2 separate regions of the Homo sapiens genome follow, and region 2 is linked to region 1. The links are chromatin contacts, found by Hi-C or POLR2A ChIA-PET in ENCODE. All regions are on one chromosome and are shown on one strand. Each heading gives the region's core, a stretch centred on a gene start or an enhancer-like site at or near the end of the contact. The rest is flanking DNA. Distances are from core to core; before and after follow the strand shown.

The links. Hi-C counts contacts between places; a loop is a spot of excess contacts on that map. ChIA-PET counts read pairs that join two places held with the same protein, here RNA polymerase II (POLR2A). Pooled maps may share reads with other maps.
Region 2: a loop to region 1 is called in a map of CD4-positive, alpha-beta memory T cell, with 27 times the contacts of the local background. The contact joins the promoter of LRBA here to the promoter of TMEM184C in region 1. A Hi-C loop is called at or near these places in 1 of 168 maps with a recorded cell type or tissue (CD4-positive, alpha-beta memory T cell) and 6 of 50 pooled maps. POLR2A ChIA-PET finds 5 or more read pairs at or near these places in 2 of 52 experiments (BJ and T-cell).

What each region holds. Positions count from the first base shown.
Region 1 is chr4:147,615,164-147,620,558 of GRCh38, reverse strand. TMEM184C (transmembrane protein 184C) reads right to left here and starts at 3,162. Exons shown (of 10, transcript NM_018241.3): 1 at 2,480-3,162. The coding sequence starts at 2,602. TMEM184C-DT (TMEM184C divergent transcript) reads left to right here and starts at 3,314. Exons shown (of 2, transcript NR_186679.1): 1 at 3,314-3,471. RefSeq lists enhancers at 2,743-2,792, 2,823-2,942.
Region 2 is chr4:151,012,892-151,018,276 of GRCh38, reverse strand. LRBA (LPS responsive beige-like anchor protein) reads left to right here and starts at 2,993. Exons shown (of 57, transcript NM_001364905.1): 1 at 2,993-3,075; 2 at 3,416-3,850. The coding sequence starts at 3,635. RefSeq lists a silencer at 2,424-2,573 and enhancers at 2,125-2,722, 3,074-3,203, 3,384-3,563.

The DNA of each region.
Region 1 (5,395 bases), core at 1,913-4,412:
AACACCTCTCACTACCATAAAGAGCTTTCTAACTTCCCTTCACTTCTGCTTTATTTTCCATAGCTGGTAGAGTGGTCTTTTGAAGTTATGCAATTAGACTGCCCTGCATGGTAACTTCTCAGATCTTTTCTGGTTTCCTCCACAGCATTTTATACAATTTTATTGATTTGTTTTTGTTGGTCCCTTTTGTCTCCACCAAGTTCTATGGAGGTAATGTTCTCTCATATAGTATACAAAGCCTGATTCATCACTGGGACTCAGTCATTTGGGCAGAAAGAGGGGGAAAGAAAACAAAGTAAAATATGTATCGTGGTAGATGGTGGTAAGTCCTATGGAAAAAGTAAAGCAGAGAAAGGAATATGAAGAGTTGGGGTGGGGGGAAGTTGACAATGTTAAATAGAGTAGTCAGGTGACATTTGAGTAAAGACCTGAAGAACATAAAGGAATGAGAATAATATCTACGGAAAGGAAATTCTGTGAAGGGGAAACATCGTGCAAAGTTTCAAGGAGGGAGCATGCCTGGGATTTTTGAGCAAAGCCGTGCAGTGGAAGCCTAGGACTTGAGGAGAAAAAGTCAGAGGGGGATCAGGTGGGAGTGGTGTCAGATCATGTTGGACCTTGATGGCCACAGTGAGGAATACTGGCCTTTACTCTAGGACTAGAAGTGATTTAAGATGACACACATAATGTGCCAAGTTTTAACTGGTTACTCTGGCTGGTGTGTTGAGAAGAGTCCAAGCAAGACATGTTGGGAACTTGGCTAGGACAAGTACAGACTACAGATTCCAATTTTTCTTAAAAGCTAGTGGTACCTAAAAACTACATTTGAAACTAACAACTAAGAGAAGTCTTAAACTGGACTGATATTATGCATATTATTAACCTTTAAAGTGGTTCCTATACTATACTCCACGGAAATATTTCAAAGTAAGAAAATCCCATTTGTATTAAGATGCTTATACCTAAGTTTTTGTAGACAAATTGTGGAAAGAACCTAAATATCTAACAAATGGGAAATATTGAATGTAGCAGAATATTACATGGCCATTAAAAATAACTATATGGGCCGGGTGCGGTGGCTCATGCTTGTAATCCCAGCACTTTGGGAAGCCGAGGTGGGTGGATCACAAGGTCAGGAGTTGAGACCAGCCTGGCCAACACCGTGAAACCCCGTCTGTACTAAAAATACAAAAATTAGTTGGGTGTGGTGGTGGGCACCTGTAATCCCAGCTACTTGGGAGGCTGAGGCAGGAGAATCGCTTGAACCTGGGAGGCAGAGGTTGCAGTGAGCCAAGATCGCGCCACTGCACTCCAGCCAGGGCGACAGAGCTAGACTCTTTCTCAAAAATAAATAAATAAAAATAAACAACAACAACAACAAGTAAGTATATGGGGCTGGGTGCGGTGGCTCACACCTGTAATCCCAGCACTCTGGGAGGCCGAGGACAGATCACCTGAGGTCAGGAGTTTGAGACCAGCCCGACCAACATGGAGAAACCCCGTCGCTACTAAAAATACAAAATTAGCCGGGCGTGATGGCGCATGCCTGTAATCTCAGCTACTCGGGAGGCTGAGGCAGGAGAATCGCTTGAACCCAGGAGGCGGAGGTTGCGGTGAGCCGAGATCTCGCCATTGCACTCCAGCCTGGGCAACAGGAGCAAAACTCCGTCTCATAAACAAACAAACAAAAAACTATATGGACTATGCTAGTATGGGAAAGTCATCAGAAAATAATTTAGTGTAAATAGAGAACACAAATGTATATTAAATACAGTTTATGTAAAAATCATTTCCACAATAAAGAAGGGCCTAAAATAGTCATGGTCTTATTATAGTTCTTGTAATAGGTGTTCCTCTGTAAAAGTACTTGGTGGGTTTTATTAACTCCGAATTTAAAGTTCATTATATAATATTTATATCTGAGTTATTTACCTTGGGGTTTTCCAGCTTGTAGTACATTACTGATGTCACAATAAGCATATGACATCAAAAAATATATATAAGGGACTTTTTGCAAAACCTTTGTTGGGTAAGAGCTAATTTCCACAGTAAAAACAGACACCAAAGTTAAAACAACTAGAACGCTTTGATTCAAGAAGCTAGTTAAAAGCTAATAAAATTCAATACATGGTTTTCAAGGTAGTTTATTTGACCTAGTTTCGTCCAATGTCTGAACAGATCAGATTTCAGCAATAAAATTACCTTACTTTCAGGGAACTGATGAATACTTGCAAAACAGTGCCCTTCTAAGCAGCTATATTAATATATTCTATTTTCTCGACCCGGTCCCACCTCCACCTGTAGCATGACTTGAAGAACCGTGAACAAGAAATTAGACAGGTTTATATCCTAAGAGTAGGCTCGTTTACATTAGATGGTTTTCAGGACTGTCAGGGCAGAAATGGGGTAAGGGTGTCTCTTTCCCAACCATAGATGGGTAGAAGAAAGTGTACAGGCTGATGGTGCAGAACCCTCTTACCTCCAGTTTCTGTAATTCCCACACGCATAGGGGAACCGCAACCACTATTGACACCAGGTAGATGACCGCTACTAAAGGTCGAATCCACTGTCTCCAGTTCCTCCAGGTACAAGTGCAAGGCATGTTTTCGCACAAATCAGATCCGGTTAGCAAGGGAAAAGATCTCGAAAAGATTGTAATGGGGAGCCCTGTTCTCTGGCTGTTTTGTCAACTCGCATACTACGGAGAAAAAGCTGTCGGGCGACTTTACGAACAGCTCGAGCCGCCTCCTGGACCGGCGCTGTGTCTTCTGCTGCTGCTGCTTCTGCAAATGTAGCCTCTCAGGGTGCTATTGGCGAGCAGTGCAGGCAACATCCTTTCTTCTCCACCCCGCATCTACCCGGTTGTACTGCGGTGGAATCCCAGGCAGAGCCGCTGCCCTCACCTGGGGATCGCCCTGAGCTCTGCCTGTACCATGGCTTCCAGGAGAGCAGCACAGACCAGGAACCGGCCTCTAGGGACCCTGCACACTCCGGTTCTGTCTCGCAGCTGCCTGCCCACTCGCTCTTTTCTTTGGGGATCGAGCTTCCTACCTCCCGCACTGGCAGGCGTCTCTTCAGTCGATTCCGCTAGTAGGTAAGGCCCCAGGATCTCCTCATTCTTTCGCACGGGACCTCCCCTACAGCGGAACCCAAGGCCAAACCAAGACTTTCAGCTCTTTTCCGCTTCCGCCCCTGCTGTCTGAGGCAGGTGATTCGTCGTCAGCGCCAAACTGGGCCCGCCCCATCCGACTCACTTTGCGCCCTCTGATTGGTCAGCTGTGGGGGCGGGGCTGCAGGATTGCGTACTGGGGTTAGAAAGAAGAGCAGGTGCGTGGAAGTGGGTGGAATTGCCGCAGATGGTCCAGCGGGCTATTGCAAGGATTCTGGAAGCTGCGGGAATTATTTGAGGACACTTGAAGCACACCTACTACATTCTTCTGCTGGCGTTATTCCAGTTTAAAGAAAGCTTGGGTAAGGGGCGGTTACTTCAGAGTTGGACTGGAAGAGAGAAGGCCCATCTCTACACAAAACATCCCCTATTCAATCTAGAGTGGATACAGAAGCCCGCTGGAGTAAGAAGACAAGGAAGAATGGGAAACCTCCACCTAGTTTTCTGTCAGTTGCTAGAATCTAGGGGCTAGGCCGCTTGGTTATTTCTGGATCCTACAGAAGGATCATTCTAAAGGTAGCTTCATTTTAGAATTAACCGCAAATAGGGAATGTCCCTTCTACATTTGGAACTTGTGTTAAAAATTTGCACTCATTTAAGTTTTAAAAAGTTGACATTCCATCTGACAAAGGAGTTTCATATGCTTAAAGCCTTTAGCTAAACCAATAGAGTAAACAAATATCTACTACTCAATTACATATACAAATGCGTTTTATATTGTAATTGTAATTTTCAGGGGGACAGGCACTGTACTAAGTTCATTACCTACATTATGTAAGTTGTTCTGCACAAAAATTTTGAGAGGTAGGCATTTTTCCACTTTACAGATAAAAAAGTCAAGTGGCTGATAAATTTGCCCAGGCTCACTGAGCTAGTTAAGTGGTAGTGTGGAGATAGCAACCTTGGTCTTTGTGACTCCAAAGGGCATTATATTTAAGCATTTGACCTGCTAGTACCTGCCACCTGGGGAATTTCCGCCTAATGACCATACGGATAAGGAGGCTTGTAACATTGAGTACACCTAGCCCAGGAGTCTCACAGAGACACCTAAGGAATATTATGAGCCCCTTTTTTGGTATCGTCTGTTTGGACTTGACTTCACTGCCTACTTCTCAGTTGTTAACATTTGTATTTTACAACCTGACCCAAACTACTTTCTACCGGAAAAATAGGCCTTATGTTTGTTCTTCCTAAGCTTACTTTAAAAATGGAAATTAAGGCTGGGTGCAGGGGCTCATGCCTGTAATCCCAGCAGTTTGGGAGGCGGAGGTGGGCGGATCATGAGGTCAGGAAATCGAGACTATCCTGGCTAACACAGTGAAACTCCGTCTCTACCAAAAATACAAAAAATTAGCCAGTTGTGGTGGCGGGAGCCTGTAGTCCCAGGTACTCAGGAGGCTGAGGCAGGAGAATGGCGTGAACCCGGGAGGCGGAGCTTGCAGTGAGCCGAGATCAAGCCACTGCACTCCAGCCTGGGCGACAGAGCGAGACTCTGTCTCAAAAAATAAATAAATAAATAAATAAATAAAATTAATTAAAAAAAATTCCTGATCATTAAATTAATGCTTGCTCTGTTGTTAAAGTTCATAAAAAAGAAGAATAATGAAGAGAAAGTTAATTTTACTCTACGGCCAAGTATAACTACTCTTTACTTGTTTGGTACACAGTAGAGGCTATCTTGGATATGCCGTATGCGTAGATTGTCTCTGTGCTTTCAGCTACAGCGTTTTTGCTGCCTATAATCTTTCCCATTCTTTCTCATGGGCAAACTTTTTTTGCCTAATTTGTGAGACCTTCCTTTATTTTTGTTTCCCCATGTATTCTTACAGCATTTATATGGTATTATACTCATTTACTTATTTGTCTTGTTTAGATTTTGAATTCCTAAAGCAAAAATCTAAATCCATTAGAAAAAAGCAAAAGAGAGAAGAGATGAGACAGATGCACAAATGATTTCACATACCAGTTTGCGAACTGGAATTCTTCTATGGTGAAATTTCTTCAGCTCAGCAGAGAAATTAAAAACAAAATTACAGATTGAGTATGCCAAATCTGAAAATCTGAAATTCAGAATGCTCCCAAATCCAAAACTTTTTGAGTACTTATATGATGCTCAAAGGAAATGCTCCTTGAAACACTTCAGATTTTGGATTTTCAGATTTGAGATGCTCAACTGGTATGTATAATGCAAATGTTCCCCAATCTGAAAAAATCTGAAATCCAGAA
Region 2 (5,385 bases), core at 1,744-4,243, 3.4 Mb before region 1:
CCCGGCATTTAGAAATATTTGGTTAATTGTCTGTGTTCATTGTTTCATCAGTAGAACAGCATTAACAGTGAGCTTGCAAATTTATGAGCTACAAACCTTAGCCCTAGATCATTTAGACTGTGATCACTCTGTGTTGGGGGCATTTTCATTATTATCATCTGCTTCTTAATGGAAGACATTTATTCATTTAACAAATACTTAATTAGCACTTATATGACAGATATATTAACACACCATTTGCCCCATCTGAGGAGACAAACTCCGATGAGAGGCCTTTTAGGATTAATGCCTCACTTTAGAAATACGGATGTGTGAAAGGTCAAGTGAAAGTTGTGTCTCTTCTGCAGGCACACCCTACTCCCCCTTATTCCAGAGTTATTCATTAATGATGTGAAACAAACTTGAGGTGTTTAGTTTTTCAGAGATTTCAGAAATGGGAAGCCACTGATGTCGCCTTTTACTTTGGAAATGTGTTGGCAATTCGGATCATCAGAAAGATGTCTGCTTCATCTCTGGAATATCTAAGTCTACTTACAGAAAACAAATCTTTAACAAACATTTGCAACCACATGAGATTTGGTGCAGTTGAATTCATTTTAGTATTTTTAAAACGTGTAACACTTTTCTAAAGAAAATATCCCCTTGCTTGTTCTTCTGCTTCTTTTTTAAAAAAATAGAGACCTTGGTCGGGTACGGTGGCTCACACCTGTAATCTCAGCACTTCGGGAGGCTGAGACGGGCAGATCACCTAAGGTCAGGAGTTTGAGACCAGCCTGGCCAACATGGTGAAACCCCACCTCTACCAAAAATACAAAAATTAGGCGGGCTTGTAATAAAAATAAAAAAAATTAGCGCATGCCTGTAATCCCAGCTACTTGGGAGGCTGAGGCAGGAGAATCGCTGGAGCCCGGGAGGCAGAGGTTAAGGTGAGCCGAGATTGCGCCATTGCACTCCAGCCTGGGCAACAAGAGCGAAACTCCGTTTAAAAAAAAAAAAAAAAAAAGAGCACGGGTCTTGCTGTTGCCTAGGCTAGTCTCAAGTGATCCTCCTGCACTAGCCTCCTAAAGTGTTGGGATGACAGGTGTGAGCTACTACACCCAGCCCTCCCTTGCTTTTTGCGTCTGTTACCTTTTTCTTCCCAAATTTCCATGTGAGAGTTAAAATTGTCTTTTTTTTTTTTTTTTTTTGAGACAGAATCTCGCTCTTCCTCTGTCACCCAGGCTGGAGTGCAGTGGCAATTCTCCTGCCTCAGCCTCCCGAGTAGCTGGGATTACAGGCGCCTACCACCATGCCTGGCTAATTTTTGTATTTTTAGTAGAGACGGGGGTTTCACCATATTGGTCAGGCTGGTCTTGAACTCCTGACCTCAGGCAATCCATCTGCTTGGGCCTCCCAAAGTGCTGGGATTACAGGCGTGAGCCACCGCGCCCGGCTTCTGTCCACTTCTCAAGGCCATCTCAAATAACTTTTTCTTCAGGAAACTATTTCTCAAACCACTATAATTTTTTCCTAAGTTCTCTAGAATTCTTCCTTTGTTTAATCCCACTTTTTGCTTCACTTTCATTTTAGGAGCTAGGCGTATTTTTAAAAAGGCCCTTTGACCTCAAAGGATACACGTGGGTGAAAAACCACCTTCCTCTAAATTTATTTTTCACTCACTAGGAAGAATGGTTTACTGTTAATAGCGGGTGGAAAGAAGGGACACTGAGTATGAGGACCTATCTGTACTACCTAATATAATTTATCTTTTGATCTACTCTGAGAATGACGCGAGCCTAATCTTCACATTGGAAAATCACGAGAGGAAAAAACCCTTCGGAGGTCTACAGGCACAAGGAACCCTGTCTCCACGCTGTTTATAGCAGCTGTCTCAGGAATCCTCTGCCTAGAATGAATGTGGGAGAGGTTTCGTGGCGCGGCAGCTGCAAAGCAAGGAATCTTTCCCATTCCTCGTCGACTCGGTCCCCTCCCCTCCCCTCCCGAATGGCGGCAGCTGCCGAGGTATCCCAGTGGAAATCTCCAAGTCTCCGCCGAGAGCGGCGGGCGGGCAACAGCTGAAAGCAGCCAGGGGTGGGGACTCCTCGCTCCCATTGGGCAGGGACAGCAGCCTCACTGGCTCCAGCGCCGTCACCTCTCTGGCTCGTAGAGGTGCCTCAGGTGTTCTTCTCCAAGTCCAATGAGACACCTAGGCAACGCAGCGCGTGTTCCCTCCGCGCCAAGAGACCCTACGGTAACTTAACAACAGCAGGAGCGCCAAAATCCCCGCCTCAGGACTTGGCAGAAGCACCTCCCGAGGTCCGAGAGTGGGAGAGGGGAAAGTGTAGGCCCTCGGACGGAAGGGTCTCTCCTCGCCGGGCCGGGTACACACCTGGTGCTACCAGAGCAGCGCGCCTAGTGCAGCCGGAAGCCCCAGCCCAGCACTCCGGCTGGCTCGGGGCCCCCTTGGCTGTCCGCGCGTCGTCACCGCGCCCCCGCCGCGCGGCTGCCTCCGCCTTCGCGCCCTCCCGCCCCGCGCACTCGCGCTCGCGCACGCGCACGCCGCGCCCGGCAGCACTCGGCGCTGTCATGGCGGCCGGGAGCAGCTTCAGTGGGCACACGACAGCCGCGCGACCCGTGGCGGGGCGAGCTGTGGCAGTAGCATCCTCACCACTCGCAGCAGCCTCAGCCGCGGCGCCCGTAGCGCCAGCAGCGGCTGCTTTTGCAAAGGCTGAGCGCAGGGGCGGGGCGGGCCAGGAAGCCATGGAGTTCTGTGCAGCCGCGGACTCCCGGGGAGCGGACTAGGGAAACTTGGAGGCTGCGACCAGGTGCACTGACCTCTCTGTCCTCCCTTCTCTCCCTGCGGTGGCCGCTGGGTTTCTCTGGCCGCTCCCCTCCCTTCCTGCCACCACACACACCTCCCCACCCCTTCCCGTCGAATCTCAGGTGCCTGAGAGAGGTGCTTCACTCCTCCCACTGGGCCGAGCATTTAGAATAATCACCGCCCCCTTCCCCCGCCTTTTCCTGCCCTGGATCTCCGCCGCCACCTCGGTCTCGCTGCTCCTGGGCGGGGGGTGAGGACGAGTCCGGAGTATCTGGGTGAGGAAGAACTTTCTACCTCTGTGATAGCTTGTGGGCCCCCCTTCTTTCCTCCGATCCCTCCTTTCCCCGCGACAGTTTCTCTTTCTAGTGCACCTGTGAGGAGAGGTTACCCTGCGCCTAGAACCTGCACGAGAGTGGGGGAGGAGTGAGCCTGTTCGGGGGCCTCTTGGACCTGCCTTCACCCAGAACCCAGCTTTTTGAGCCCGGGAGAAGCGGGTGGCTAGTAGTGGGGTGCCTTTAGTAACTTACTTGACCGACAATAACTATTTCCCTCTTGTCCCCTCAAAACCCTAAAACAAAACCTAGCCTATTTAACATATATTTAATCTTCCAATAGGGTTTGGCGTTGTTGTCAGCCTCGGGGAGAGAGATTGGACAAATATTCTCCAAGAGGAGGAGGGCGACGCCAAGGACTTTCCACATCAACTGCTTTGGGGTATCTCCACAAGTTGGAAGAGGGACCCTTTCGTTTTGCATTGCGTGTGTTGTGCTCATTACCAGTGCAGCGACTGCCGTCCCAGGGTGACTCTGAGTTGTCCTTTATCGTGAGCTAGCAATGGCTAGCGAAGACAATCGTGTCCCTTCCCCGCCACCAACAGGTGATGACGGGGGAGGTGGAGGGAGAGAAGAAACCCCTACTGAAGGGGGTGCATTGTCTCTGAAACCAGGGCTCCCCATCAGGGGCATCAGAATGAAATTTGCCGTGTTGACCGGTTTGGTTGAAGTTGGAGAAGTATCCAATAGGGATATTGTAGAAACTGTCTTTAACCTGGTAAGTCCATGAATATTTTATAAGCATATACTCTTTTCAGTGGGTTGGGGAACAAGATCTTAAAGCTGGAGCCATGTGGTTTACTCACACTGATGGTGACTTTTTTCGTGTATAGGGACACAAAATTCTACTCACCTAAATGAAACAATTTCATCTGTTTTTTAGATTGAAGGGAATTGTGCAAACTTAGATGATCCAGGTTTTGTGAAAGTGAACACATCACTTTTGTGCTAAGGAAATAATTGTTGCTATGGAAGTATTGGGGGGAGGTTCTAGCGGAGGAGTTATCTCTAATTTTTTTTTTCTTGGCTTGTATGCCTAAGTCTGCGTTTCCCTTTACCACTTTAAATAATTTCTTGTGACCTTTTTTTGGACTTGAGAATTAATGTCTTTGATTCTGTCGAAGTTATGTTTTGCTACAATAAGTTTAAAAATTTGTTTGTAGTGCTGATGCAAGATTAATTTGCTGCAAAGTTAGTATTTTTAATTTTGACTAGTTTTATTTTTAGACATAACTAACAAAAGTTAAATTGGTGATGAATTTAGGATTGCATTTAAAGTAATCTTGTGAAAATTGAATGGCAATATGAAAAAAGGAATTGAAGCAGATACAGTATAATTTTTATGTGTTTTATAAATTCATGTCTAGCAGGAAAGCATAGTTAGTCATTGGAAGTTGCTGATTATACTAAGATGAGCTATGAATGCTTTTTTTCGGGTGGGGGTGGGAGGGGGATGAGGCCTCTCTATGTTGCCCAGGCTGTTCTCAAACTCCTAAGTTCAAGCTATCCTCCTGCTTCAGTCTTATGAGTAGTTGTGGCTATAGGCATGCATCACTGTATAGGGCTTAAATTGTTTTTAAATTGAGGTATAATTCATATATTATACAATTCTACCTTTAATTAATTCATTAACTTATTTATTTAGAGATGAGGTCTCACTCTGTTGCCTAGGCTAGTTTTGAATTCCTGGGTTCAGGCGATTCTCCCCTCTTGTCTCCTAAGTAGCTGGAACTACTGGCATGCGCCATTGTGCCTGGCTTGGTTATCATTTATAATGGAGACTTTTTAGATTTCTTTATTCCAGCCTCTCTTGCCCATCAACTTAAAGAATCAAAAGGAAATCTGGCCCTAAAATACTTCCCCCTTTTCTACCTACCCACCTGTGTTAGAGGATAACAGGACCAAATATAAACATGCAGTTAATTGTAATAACTGTTTAGCACCTTTCCCTTTGCCTCTTTTCAAGGTTAGGCTTGTTTTATTCTGGGGCAGTTAATTATTTCTTTCACTAGACCTTCTCTAATGGTCTGGTCACCTGCAGTACAACTTCTAGAATAAGAAAGTAGCTAGATGGAATTCTGGCCGGGCGTGGTGACTCACGCCTGTAATCCCAGCACCTCAGGAAGCCGAGGCGGGCACATCACTTGAGGTTAGGAGTTTGAGACTGGCCTAGTCAACATGGTGAAACCCCATCTCTACTAAAAATACAAAAAAATTAGCTGGATGCGCTTGCTTGTACCCAGGAGGTGGAGG